2 separate regions of the Homo sapiens genome follow, and region 2 is linked to region 1. Evidence: chromatin contacts called from ENCODE POLR2A ChIA-PET data. All regions are on one chromosome and are shown on one strand. Each heading gives the region's core, a stretch centred on a gene start or an enhancer-like site at or near the end of the contact. The rest is flanking DNA. Distances are from core to core; before and after follow the strand shown. Region 1 overlaps LOC101927947 (a long non-coding RNA gene). Region 2 has its middle 15 kb from the start of DCHS2.

What was found. ChIA-PET counts read pairs that join two places held with the same protein, here RNA polymerase II (POLR2A).
Region 2: POLR2A ChIA-PET joins it to region 1 with 12 read pairs in H1. The contact joins two enhancer-like sites. POLR2A ChIA-PET finds 5 or more read pairs at or near these places in 2 of 52 experiments (B cell and H1).

The regions. Positions count from the first base shown.
Region 1 is chr4:154,163,082-154,168,650 of GRCh38, reverse strand. The region is part of intron 10 of LOC101927947 (a long non-coding RNA gene); the gene reads right to left. Among named protein-coding and RNA genes, the nearest start is that of DCHS2, 330 kb to the left of the region's middle. Within about 2 kb of position 2,955, at least 4 of the 41 ENCODE cell types and tissues checked have a DNase peak (open chromatin) inside an H3K27ac peak, as active enhancers do.
Region 2 is chr4:154,504,487-154,510,055 of GRCh38, reverse strand. No RefSeq gene overlaps it. Among named protein-coding and RNA genes, the nearest start is that of DCHS2, 15 kb to the right of the region's middle. Within about 2 kb of position 2,700, at least 3 of the 41 ENCODE cell types and tissues checked have a DNase peak (open chromatin) inside an H3K27ac peak, as active enhancers do.

The DNA.
Region 1 (5,569 bases), core at 1,706-4,205:
AAATAGTTAAAAATTGGTACACATTAAAATTAATAACTTGCATATAAAAGACACCACTAGTAAAATTGAAAGCCAAAGAATGAAATAGGATATTTGCAATATGTACATCAAAGAGCTTATATAGAGACTATACAGAGAGTACCAACAGATCAATAAGAAAAAGAATAACCCAATAGAAAAATGGAAAGAGACTTACAAAAAAAGGATATCCAAAGAACCAAAAAAATTTGAAAAGTGCTCAAATTTTATACTCACTAGAATAGGTAAAAGGAAAAATAAACAGAGACTATCAAATGATGCAGAGCAGCTAAAACTCTCACATACTTCTAATAAAAAGATAATTTGGTACAAATACCCTGAAAAATGTCTGAATATATGACAATATATAAAAAAAGCTGAATATATGCATGACCCAATCTTCCAACAGTTTCACTGTTAGACATACAACTAACATAAATGTTTACATACATCACAAAAAAGCATGAATAAAAATATGTACAGCAGCACTGCCCATAATAGCCTCAAATTGAAAATAATTCAAATGTACACTAAAAATGTAATAAATAAATTGCAGTATATTCCTACTAAGGACTACAACACAGCAAGGAGAATGACGTATTTCTACTCCCAACAATAAATTCCATAAACTTAATACTGAGCAAAAGAAGCCATATTCAAAAGCATAACTACTATATAATCCCATTTACATAGAGTTTAAAAACAGGAAACTAATCTGTGATACTAAAGTCCCAATAATGGTTACCTTTGTGGCAAAGGACTGTCTTAGAAGGAGCGAAGAAGAACTTCTTAAACTGTTTGTCTGTTTGCTGGTTACATGAGTGTCTTAACTCTGTGGAACCAGTGGGATGTACACTCATAATTTGGTACATTTTTAAATGTTATATGTCAATCAAAAATTTGTTTTTAAATGATCACTATGGTATTTTGATGTCATTAGTACTTTTCAAAAAATGAAGTAATGGTTCTATTTTTCAATGTCATTCATTTATAACACACAGGAAAATGATATCCTTTGTAATCATTTATAGTGTTAATGAAAAATTTTAGATGTTAACTTAAAAATTTATGAAAAAGTATGTATTTTTTCTTTAAAACCTTTGAATGTATATCTGAGAATAAAGCTTATTGACCACTACTATAGTGTGTGAAACTCAGTAGAAGAGGCTGAGCCTTACTTAGGTGCTGTTTTGATAAGGAGCTGTGGACCTGTATATATTTCCCAAAATAGGTCTCCAGTCAGCAAAAAATTAGAGTATACTGAGGATACTTACAAATGATATAAGTAGAAACTATTTTTTAGCTAACAAGAAGTTTTAGGTAATTTAATGGTTGTATGCCACACCAGCAGAACTCTGGGTTGTCAAATATACACTCTACAGAGCAGTTGGTCACATATGTGCAGAAGTCCTTACTAGGATCAGCAATGATTTTTCTTTGTTTTTTTTTTTCCTGCCCCTCCATGTTAGTAATAGAAATGGAGACAACAGTAATAAGAGGTGAGAGAATCAACCTTTGCTCCAATCATTTCTAGTTTTATAGTAAATTGTTCCCTGTTATGCAGGTGAGGCAATGTCTTCGGTCCCATCTTTGGGCATATTTGGAGATAAGCCAATTACTTGTTCTAATTCTTCTTTTTCTGGAACTTTCTAAGCCTAGATCTTGGATCATAGCACTCTGCTCTTCTCCCCTCTTCCTATGCTTGAAATCTTCAAGAAACTCTCCACATAAAAGTTACTGGCCAGCTTTATATCTGCCTCTCTGCTGATATCCTTTATTTTTGAAAACTCAGAATCTCTTTACCCTCCTTTCCCCTCATTCCTTCACCCAGGATTGTGAGCTCGTCTCCTTTCTCTGGTTTCTGCTTCATCCATTGTGCCATTCTTCTTCTATGTGTTGTTAATGCCCTGCTTCCAATCAATTCTTCCTTTTTGTTTTAACCTCAGGCCAAGGTTTATTCCTCCTCAAAATTTTTCCCTTGTTTTTATTATCCCCTTGAGTACCAAACTTTGCTGTTAATTTTTCTGAAAGAATAGTCTCGACTTAGAAACATCACTTTCATTCCAAACATTTGCTATGTAAATTAATGTTGTCTGGATCCTGCCCTGTAATTCCACAGAAACTCCTATGACAAAGTTGTCAATGACCTCATAATGGATAATTCCAAAAACCTATTCCAGGCCTAGCTTTTTTGACTCACCTTTGTCATTTTCCTCTTCACACCAGCCTCTCCTCCTTTGAACTACATTTTATTTGATACTGAGGAACTTCGCTCACCCATTTCTTTCTCTCTCATTGACTCCTTTTATGACTTCATCACTTCCTCTTGTCATCTAGCCATGTAAAAGAAGGAGCTCCTTTGGGCATTGTGCTGAGAATGTCTCTCTTTGTGTCCCCTCCCCAGCCCTACTATTTTTCTGCTCATCACCCCATTCATTCTCATAGTGTTGGCCTTACAGATATAAACTCCAATTAGATCTTGTCAATGAGACTTGGGGCCTCAATAGGGTGCTCTTGAGTAATATGTGTTGACTCCTAAATCACTTATATATTTATTTACTTTACAAGATGATGTTTATATGGTTTTTGGTTTTTGTTGGTTTTTGATATTTTTTTTTTCTTTTGAGACAGGGTCTTGATCTGCCACCTAGGCTGGAGTGCAGTGGTGCAATCATGGCTCACTGCATCCTCAAACTCCTGGGCTCAAGCGTTCTTCTTGCCTCAGCCTTCTGAGTAGCTGGGACTACAGGTATGCACTACTGCACCCAGCTAATTTTTGTGTATTTCTTTTCTTTTTTTTTTTTTTTTTTGGCAGATACAGGCTTTCACCATATTGCACAAGCTGATCTGAAACTCCTGGGCTCAAGCCATCCACCCACCTCCACCTTCCAAAGTGCTGGGATTTATAGGCATGAGTCACTGTGCCAGGCCATATATGGTGTTTTGCTTATATGTTTTCAATTTTAAGGTACCCAAGGGCAAGCACCATGCATAACTAACTTTCCACATTTCAAAAATGATGATGGTGGTGATTTTAAAGCTTCCTCTTTCTTACCTTGTTGACTCTCACAGTGTCATCTGAAGGGGCCATTTCTCCTGGTTACCCTAGCTTTTTACCAGTGACTTGGTCTCTTCCTGTAGTGGCAACACACGTGAAGCCAGTCAGAAAGAAACAGTGCTTCTCTAGCAGCATGAATCAGCAGCCACAAGTTTGCATTTTGGAAATAGTTTTGGCAGTGAGGGAAATTATCCTGAGTTAATTGGTGCTGTTATCTCTAAGTGGAAAGAAGGAGTCATCTGAGGGTGGGGTGGGGCAGAATGAAATCAGTGGAGGGCTAGCAATTAGGCCAACTCAGCAGCAGCATGGGAAAGGTTAGAAACAAATATTCTGCTGAAATTGAATGTAACTTAGAGCCAGAAAATTCCTGGGAAACCACATTAGCCAAACCTCTCATTTCACAGATAAGAGGCCCAGAGAGGTTGTTATTTCATCTCTGATTTAAACAAGTAAGTCAACAGCAGAACCACAGCAGGACTCTACAGCTCCAGTTCCTAGTCCAGGGCTTTCAGCTTCACCACTCTGCCTCAAGATGCTTCCATTGCATGGTCTGCTCAGGATTAGCAAGTGGGTCTTCTCTGTGGGGACTTTTTGACTCTTGAGAATTAAAAAAAAAAAAAGCATTATCAACCAAAGACTCAGCAATATATATATATACACAGAAAATCAACAAGGGCAACATCTTTTCAGAGGCCAAGTGGTCTAAATTGATGTAGACTTTCTCTTCAACCAGAGTCTTAATGTATCCTACATGAGGCGATGTATGTGTTGATTTGGGTATCTTCCCAGCCTCACAGATCATCGAACTTTGCCTTCATTCTTACACATCAGTCCACTCCCAGGGCCACAGTCCAGATACCAGCCACTACCAGGAATTGTCTGTCAAAGTCAGTTCAGACTGCTATGACAAAATACTATACACTGGGTAGGTTGTAAATAAGAGAAATATTTCTTACAGTTCTGGAGGCTATAATGTCCAAGATTAAGGTGCCAGCAGTTTCCGTGTTTGCCATTGGCCTGCTTTTTGCCTCATAGGTCATGCCTTTTAGCTGTGTCCTCACATGGTGAAAGGGAGCAAGGGAACTCTCTGGGGCCTCTTTCGTCAGGACACTAACCCCATTCATGAAGGCCCCACCCTCGTGATCTAATCACCTCCCAAGAACCCCATCCTCTAATATCATCACCTTGATGATTAGGTTTTCAGCACACGAATTTTGAGGGGACACAAACATTCAGACCCTAGCATATTCTCTTAGCAAAATTTCACTCTCCAATCTCTACTTCTAATTCTTCCACTTCTCACACTCTAACTATGTCTGTACTGTGACATTTCCACTCTCATCATGCCTCCCTATACCCTCTCAAATTCCTCTTGGTTTCAATTTTCTCACCCAGCTTGGACCATACAGTCAATAATTTCAGCCATGTCTTTGCAACATCTTTGTCTCCCACCTTCCTGATTCCTGGGTGTTGGGTCCAGCAAATCCTTCTGATGTGGTTTGTATCTCTGTTCCCACCCAAATCTCATGTTGAATTGTAATTCTCAGCCCTGGTGGAGGAGCCTCACGGGAGGGGATTTGATCATGGTGGTGGAGTTCTCATGAATGGCTTAGCACCAGCTCCCCTTGGTACTGTATGGTGAGTGAGTTCTCAAGAGATCTGGTTGTTTAAAAGTGTGTAGCAGCAGCGTGGGAAAGGTTAGACACAACTATTCTGCTGAAACTGAATATGATTTAGAGCCAGAGACTTTCTGGGAAACCAGGAATTTCCCGCTTTCTCTTCCTCCTGTTTCTGCCACGTAAGACAGGCTTGCCTCTCCTTCACCTTCCACCATGATTGTAAGTTTCCTGAGGTCTCCCCAGAAGCCAAGCAAATGCCAGAATCATGTTTCCTGTACAGTTGCAGAATTGTGAGCCAATTAAACCTTGTTTCTTTACAAATTACTCAGTCTCGGGTATTTCTTTATAGCAATGAGAGAACAGACTAATACACCTTACTTAATCCTATCACATTCATTTTTTCTGCTCCTGACATGTTGAGCTCAGTTGAATAAAATGACAACATTGTAACAATTAGCCACTAGTGTACATTTGTCATTTCCACTCTCACATGGGCCTTCATTACAGCTCAATATTTTTATTCTCATCCTATTTCTTATTTCCTGTATACCAGCAATATCAGAGCTCTCAAATTATCTCTTCCATTTGACTCACGTGACTTTCAGAAATGGCCACATTTCCCAGGACACTAAACAAAAAAGGGCCCATTGATGTACACTCCTCCAACTTCCACCTTCCCACCTCCAATAAACACATCACCACCCTTACCTTCTTTAACCTTCTCTAAAACCTACAGAGCTATTTAGATATAAATACCTGTGACTTTCCCCTTTCACCCGCATCCTCTTTTCCTATTGATTGTACAGAAACTTTAAAAATAATCATTTTACTGGGAGAAACTAAACTTCCCTCTTTCCCTCTTTGTACTTGCTAA
Region 2 (5,569 bases), core at 1,451-3,950, 340 kb before region 1:
TAAAAAAAAAAAATTTAAAAATAAGACAAAATGCCTCTCTATCCATATGGTCTTTGCGAACTGTCTGCCTGTGGGAGATTTGTTATGTGTGAGAATGAAAGTGCAAGAAGGATCCAATGTGTGAGAATGGAGTGCCTTTCCTGTAGTTTTAGGGAGAGAACTGTACCCAACATGGGGCCACCTACTAAACAACCCTTGGTGTGTGCTTGGTGCATGACTGGAATGCTGTACAAGACCTATACTATTTCCCAATTTTGTTTAAAAAAAGTTGAATTTTTTGCAGGTAAACCAGAAACATTTGGGTACTCCAGTGAAGTGATATTGAACCATGATCGTGCATATGTTAGGGCAGGGCAAGCCATCTGACCATGTGTTATCGCACACTGCTAAAAGCAGACAGCTGGAATGATCAAATCCATGTTACAGAGCCCAGACAACATCTCCTATTGTCCACAGGATGGACATAGGAGATTGTCCAATATCTCCATACAAAGAAATTCTTCCAGGGAATAATTTCCCAAAAGCAGGCAGAAAATGAAAGCCCTTCCATCTGAATGATATTAATTAGCTGCTCTCTCCACCATGCCTGGTCTACTGTTTACATGTGATCAAGAATGTGGGAGATGGCTAATTATTAGCACAAAAAAAAAGAAATATGGAAATTAGAGAAGGCAAAGAATGGCAAGTTGGTTAGTCATTTGAATTTTAGAGCTGTTCTGGGGGCTGGGAGTCTCAAGGTGCTATTTAAATTCAAAGACCATTTGGAAGCTTTTTTCAATATTCAAGTTATGTGAGTTTCAATATTTATGCTGAAGTTAATATTAGAAAGACTACTCTATCTTGCCTGTGGAAAAAAACAATGAAAAGGGGTTATTTACATGGTTTACCAGTCAAGGCAGTTAAGAGCTTGCCACCTTATCCTGAGTTTGTGCAGAAGCTGTGCTGGGAATTTTATCCGGATGGCAAATGGCTGAACATGGAAAATTAACATTTCAGATGAATATCTTGTGCTCAGAATTGAAAACCCATCAGGACATGCAGGCTCTGGGCCCCAAAGCCCCTCATCTGGATAGAGCATCATTGACCACCTGGAGCTAAGCCATCTTTACCTCTCTGCCTTTGCAATCTCCTACTTATATGTTTCCTCCTTCTTGTTTGCTTATTTCGGCTTTCAACTCTACTGGGCAAAAAATACTTGTTTTTTGTCCAGGTCTCAGTAGTCATGAAAATCTCAAGGTTTGACTGCACCACAGTTGGGGGTGTTTAATTAAGGCTAGACACCATCCCAGAATTTCTGTGCCCACCAGACTTGCATTGTGATATTCCAGCAAGTCAAAAGGAGCAGACAACTTAGCTAAGTGGAACTGATATACGTGGAACATGGGCAGAGTGAAAGGAAAAGAAACACATGGATTTCTTCTGGCATTTGCCAATTGGCTAGTCATAATCTTCACTGTGACCAAAGTAGGTCTCTTTATCTTGAAAACTTAACTTTTTTAAATGGCAAAGTTCCTTAAGGAGCCTAAGAAGGATACCTTGCATTTAAGGAGACAATGTTAATTTGTTTCAAAATCTCAAGTGCTCGAGATGATGACAAGATCAATGCCATGATTTCATTCTGAAAATTATTTTCTGTTTATTGCCCTGAGTGTGAATTACAGTGTGAGGCTGCCCAGCCCTGCACTTGCCCTGAATTCTGTTCTGTGTCACAGAACCTGCTTCATCTTCTTCCTTGCGAACACAGCTTGCTATAGCCTCGACCTCCTGGGCTCAAGCAATCCTCCTACCTCAGCCTCCTGAGTAACTAGGACCACAGGGATGCTCTACCATGACTTGCTAATTTTTTATTTGTACTTTCAGTAGAGATGGGATCTCCGTATATTGCCAGGCTGGTCTCAAACTCCTAGGCTCAAGTGATCCTCCTGACTGAGCCTCCCAAAGTGCTGGGATTATAGGCGTGAGCCAGCATGTCAGGCCTACTTCACTTTCTTACAACCCAAAAGCTGCAAACATTTTCTAGGATCAGTGATTTTTAAATTCACACCTGTCTAGCCTTGCTTCACCTTGTCCATTTTCCTTCTTTACTATAATAATGATGGGGGAAGAGGACTGCTTAAAAAAGAAATGCAAAGAGAGCAGCTAAGCCAAGAAGTAAATCATGAAGTTTGCTGTTTGGTCAGTCGGCCAATCGTTTCTGTGATGAATCTACTTAGACATAATTTCCAATATGGATTTATTTATAGGGCATGAACTGGTAATTAGTTATTGACTCTGAAAAACAAATTATTTACAAAGCATATATTCTATGATGTCTCATGATACAAATGAGTTTTGGAATGACCAATGACTTTTCAAAGCAGCTTATTCTCTACCTGTGTACAAAAGTCTCCAGTGGCTACTATGCTGCTTATGAGAAATCCAGTTCTAAGTCATTTGAAAACAATCATTCTGAGAACAAACCTTAAAAAATAAGCTAGTCTATGTGATGAAATAATAGTTAAGAATAGAGCCAAAGAGAGGAAGAAGGCTGGGTGTTGTGGCTCTTGCCTGTAATCCCAGCACTTTGGGAGGCCGAGGTGCATGGATCACTTGAGCTCAGGAATTTGAGCCAGCGTGGGCACCTGTTTTTACAAAAAATCAAAATATTAGCCAGGTGCGGAGGCTGAGGCCTGAGAATTGTTTGAGCCTGGGAGATTGAGGCTACAGTGAGTCATGATCACACCACTACACTTCAGTCTGGGTGACAGAGTAAGATCCTGTCTCAAGAAAGAGAGAGAGACAGAGAGAGAGAAAGGAAGAACTGGATGAACCTGTTTTTGCAAAGCAGTATCAAAAGGGGTTTGAATGAATATGTTTTACATTTCCTTTCAGCCTCACCCATCTTTGCAATGCCCTGAGTTGCCCTGAACCTATTTATTGTTGGTATGCCACTAGACATAGGTCACTTCGCCTCTCTACACCTCCATTATTCTTTTATTCAAACCCACCTTAAATAGCTCAAGAGTATAGAATATGTCAATGTTTCAAGATGGACTTGACATTTCAAAATAAAATGACTGCTTTCAAAAATATTAGAAACATTTTTCTCCACTCTTAAAATCGTCATCGTATCTGCTGTTCATTTGTTTATTCATTAATTCTCTCAATAAGCAGCTCTTGAGGACTTCTTACACGCCCTGTTTTGGGTTTGTATTGTCAAATAGCATCAACTCACTGCTGTCCTAATACAGTTGACAGCTATGGTCTGGAGCACATACCTCCTAAAAGTAAAAGGCTTAAAAAAGTTCTCTGGGCTTCAAAGGACCTGAACCTGAAGATGGCTTAAATAAGTGGGTCCTTCAGTATCTTTAAATAATCTGGGGGAGGGAAACCAACAAAACTCTACAAAAGAGAGTCACTAAGAGTAGACCCTAAAGGTAGAGTTTTGTAATTTTGAGTTTCTAGCAGTAATCAAGTGGTTGTTAGTTTTAAGGCCTGGAAAGAGGGACTGGTCAGGGAATCTCTCCAGTTCTGAGCTCCTCTGTTTATAAACATGTTTATAAAGGGAGGACCACTTGGCTTTTCACCTACTCTGTGATCACAAGGTGGCAGTATTTCTGAACTTTGCTGCTGTTATTTCACGTAAAATGGAATTGGGCAGAATTGCTGCAGGGAAGCCAGAATAAATTTAGAAGAACCTTAGCATGTGAAATAAAACCAACCCGCAAATAAAAATAAACTGATTATTTTCCACATTTTATTACTTTGCATTTTTGGAGGCATAAGTCCATGCCTAGGAGTTGAAGGCATTTGAAAGGCTACAATTTAGTGACATCTTCTCAAACTCTCACATAATGAGAGCTGGCTAAGGCCTGGGGAGGACAGGAGGGTGATGAGCCTGGGAAATGAGCCGAGGTCTGATCACAAAGGACATTGCATGCAGGAATAAGGAGATATGACTCTAGTCCTTAATGGGAGAGCCACTGAAGGGTTTTAAAACAAGAGGGGAAGGTAGTGGAGATAATCGGATTGTCTCTTTGGAAAGATAACTATGGAAGTATTTAGTAGTTTGTCAGTGGAGGGATGGAACATGTTTAGGTATTGGAGGTAGGCTGGCTTGTCAAAAAGCAATTCCAATCATTTAAACAAGACCTGATTATCCAGATTCAAGAAATGGTGGAGAGATGGAGAAAAAATTTAAATCAAAAATATAGTCCACTGGACTCAGTGAAAGAAAGGAAGTTTAGGAGAGAAAGTGGTATATTGGGGCTGGTATTTAACAGTTGTTAAATATACCAGCCCCCAAAAATACCAGCCCCAATATACCAATGGGTCCTGTTAAGTATCAGTTGGAAAAGATTCGTCATCCATTGAGAATGAGGAATTCACATTTGAGGGAGAAAGAGGCTATGTGTTCTTAAAGTCATAGATTTGAGTATCGTTGGGGTCTAGGTAGGAAGCTGAAGCTGAAGCTAAGAGAGTGGGAAAATGAGGGGGTGTCAATAGTGGGGACACCCCATCTCTTAGCAACATACCTTAACATCTTTGGCGCCTGGTCCTTCTGAGGCAGCATCCCTTCAAATGATTTCCCCCCAAATGATAATCACCATGGCATAGCAATATTCTTCTATATGGCAACTAATATTTTCTGAAACATGTAAATATTGAATACATGCATCTTACAATTGCCTTTATGTAAGCTGTGTATATGGGCATCTTGATTAAAATTTCCCATTTGTAATGATCTGGAAACGTGTAATCCAAATAAAAGAGATGTGTTTGTCATGCAAAGGCAGTTTTAAGGCAAAATCTGTCCCCCGCAAGCCCAGCCCCCTATAACCTTACCTTGGCTTTTACCCAGTTGCTAAGTTTAAAGCTGTCCCTGGACAAGAAAAGGAGAAGAGAAGAAATCCACAAGAAGTTGTCAGTCCTACCTGTTTATCAGTGGCTCTTAAAACAAAAACCAAACAGGCCAGGCACAGTGGCTCATGCCTGTAATCCTTGTACTTTGGGAGGCTGAGCTGGGAGGATTGCTTGAGCTCAAGAGTTTGAGACCAGCCTGGGCAACATAGCGAGATTTTATCTCTACTAAAAAGATAAAAATAAAAAAAATTAGATGGGCATGGCAGATCATGCCTGTAGACCCAGCTATTGGGAGGCTGAGGTGGGAGAATCACTTAAGCCCAGCAGGTCAAGGCTGCAATGAGCCATGATTGTGCCACTGCACTCCAGCCTGGGTGAAGTGACAGAGCAAGACTCTGCCTTGAAATACACACACACCCACACACACATACACACTTGGGTCTTGTCTATGGAGATTTTGATCCAGCAGGTCTGAGGAATGAAAACCAAGAGAGAATGGTTTTGTGTAAGCCACAGGAGAAGGATTTAAAAGAGAGACTGGGAAACCTTGCCTAATGCAGCAGAGATGCTAACTATGAGACAGACCGAACAGTACCCTAAATATCCCTAAACCCATGAGGTCCTTAGAGGGGCTGCCATTGGGGTGTGAAGGACCAGATCATTTGCTGAAGTGAATTTATAACAGTGGTGAAGGAGGTTCTTATAACTCAAGGAAAGGAATTTGTTG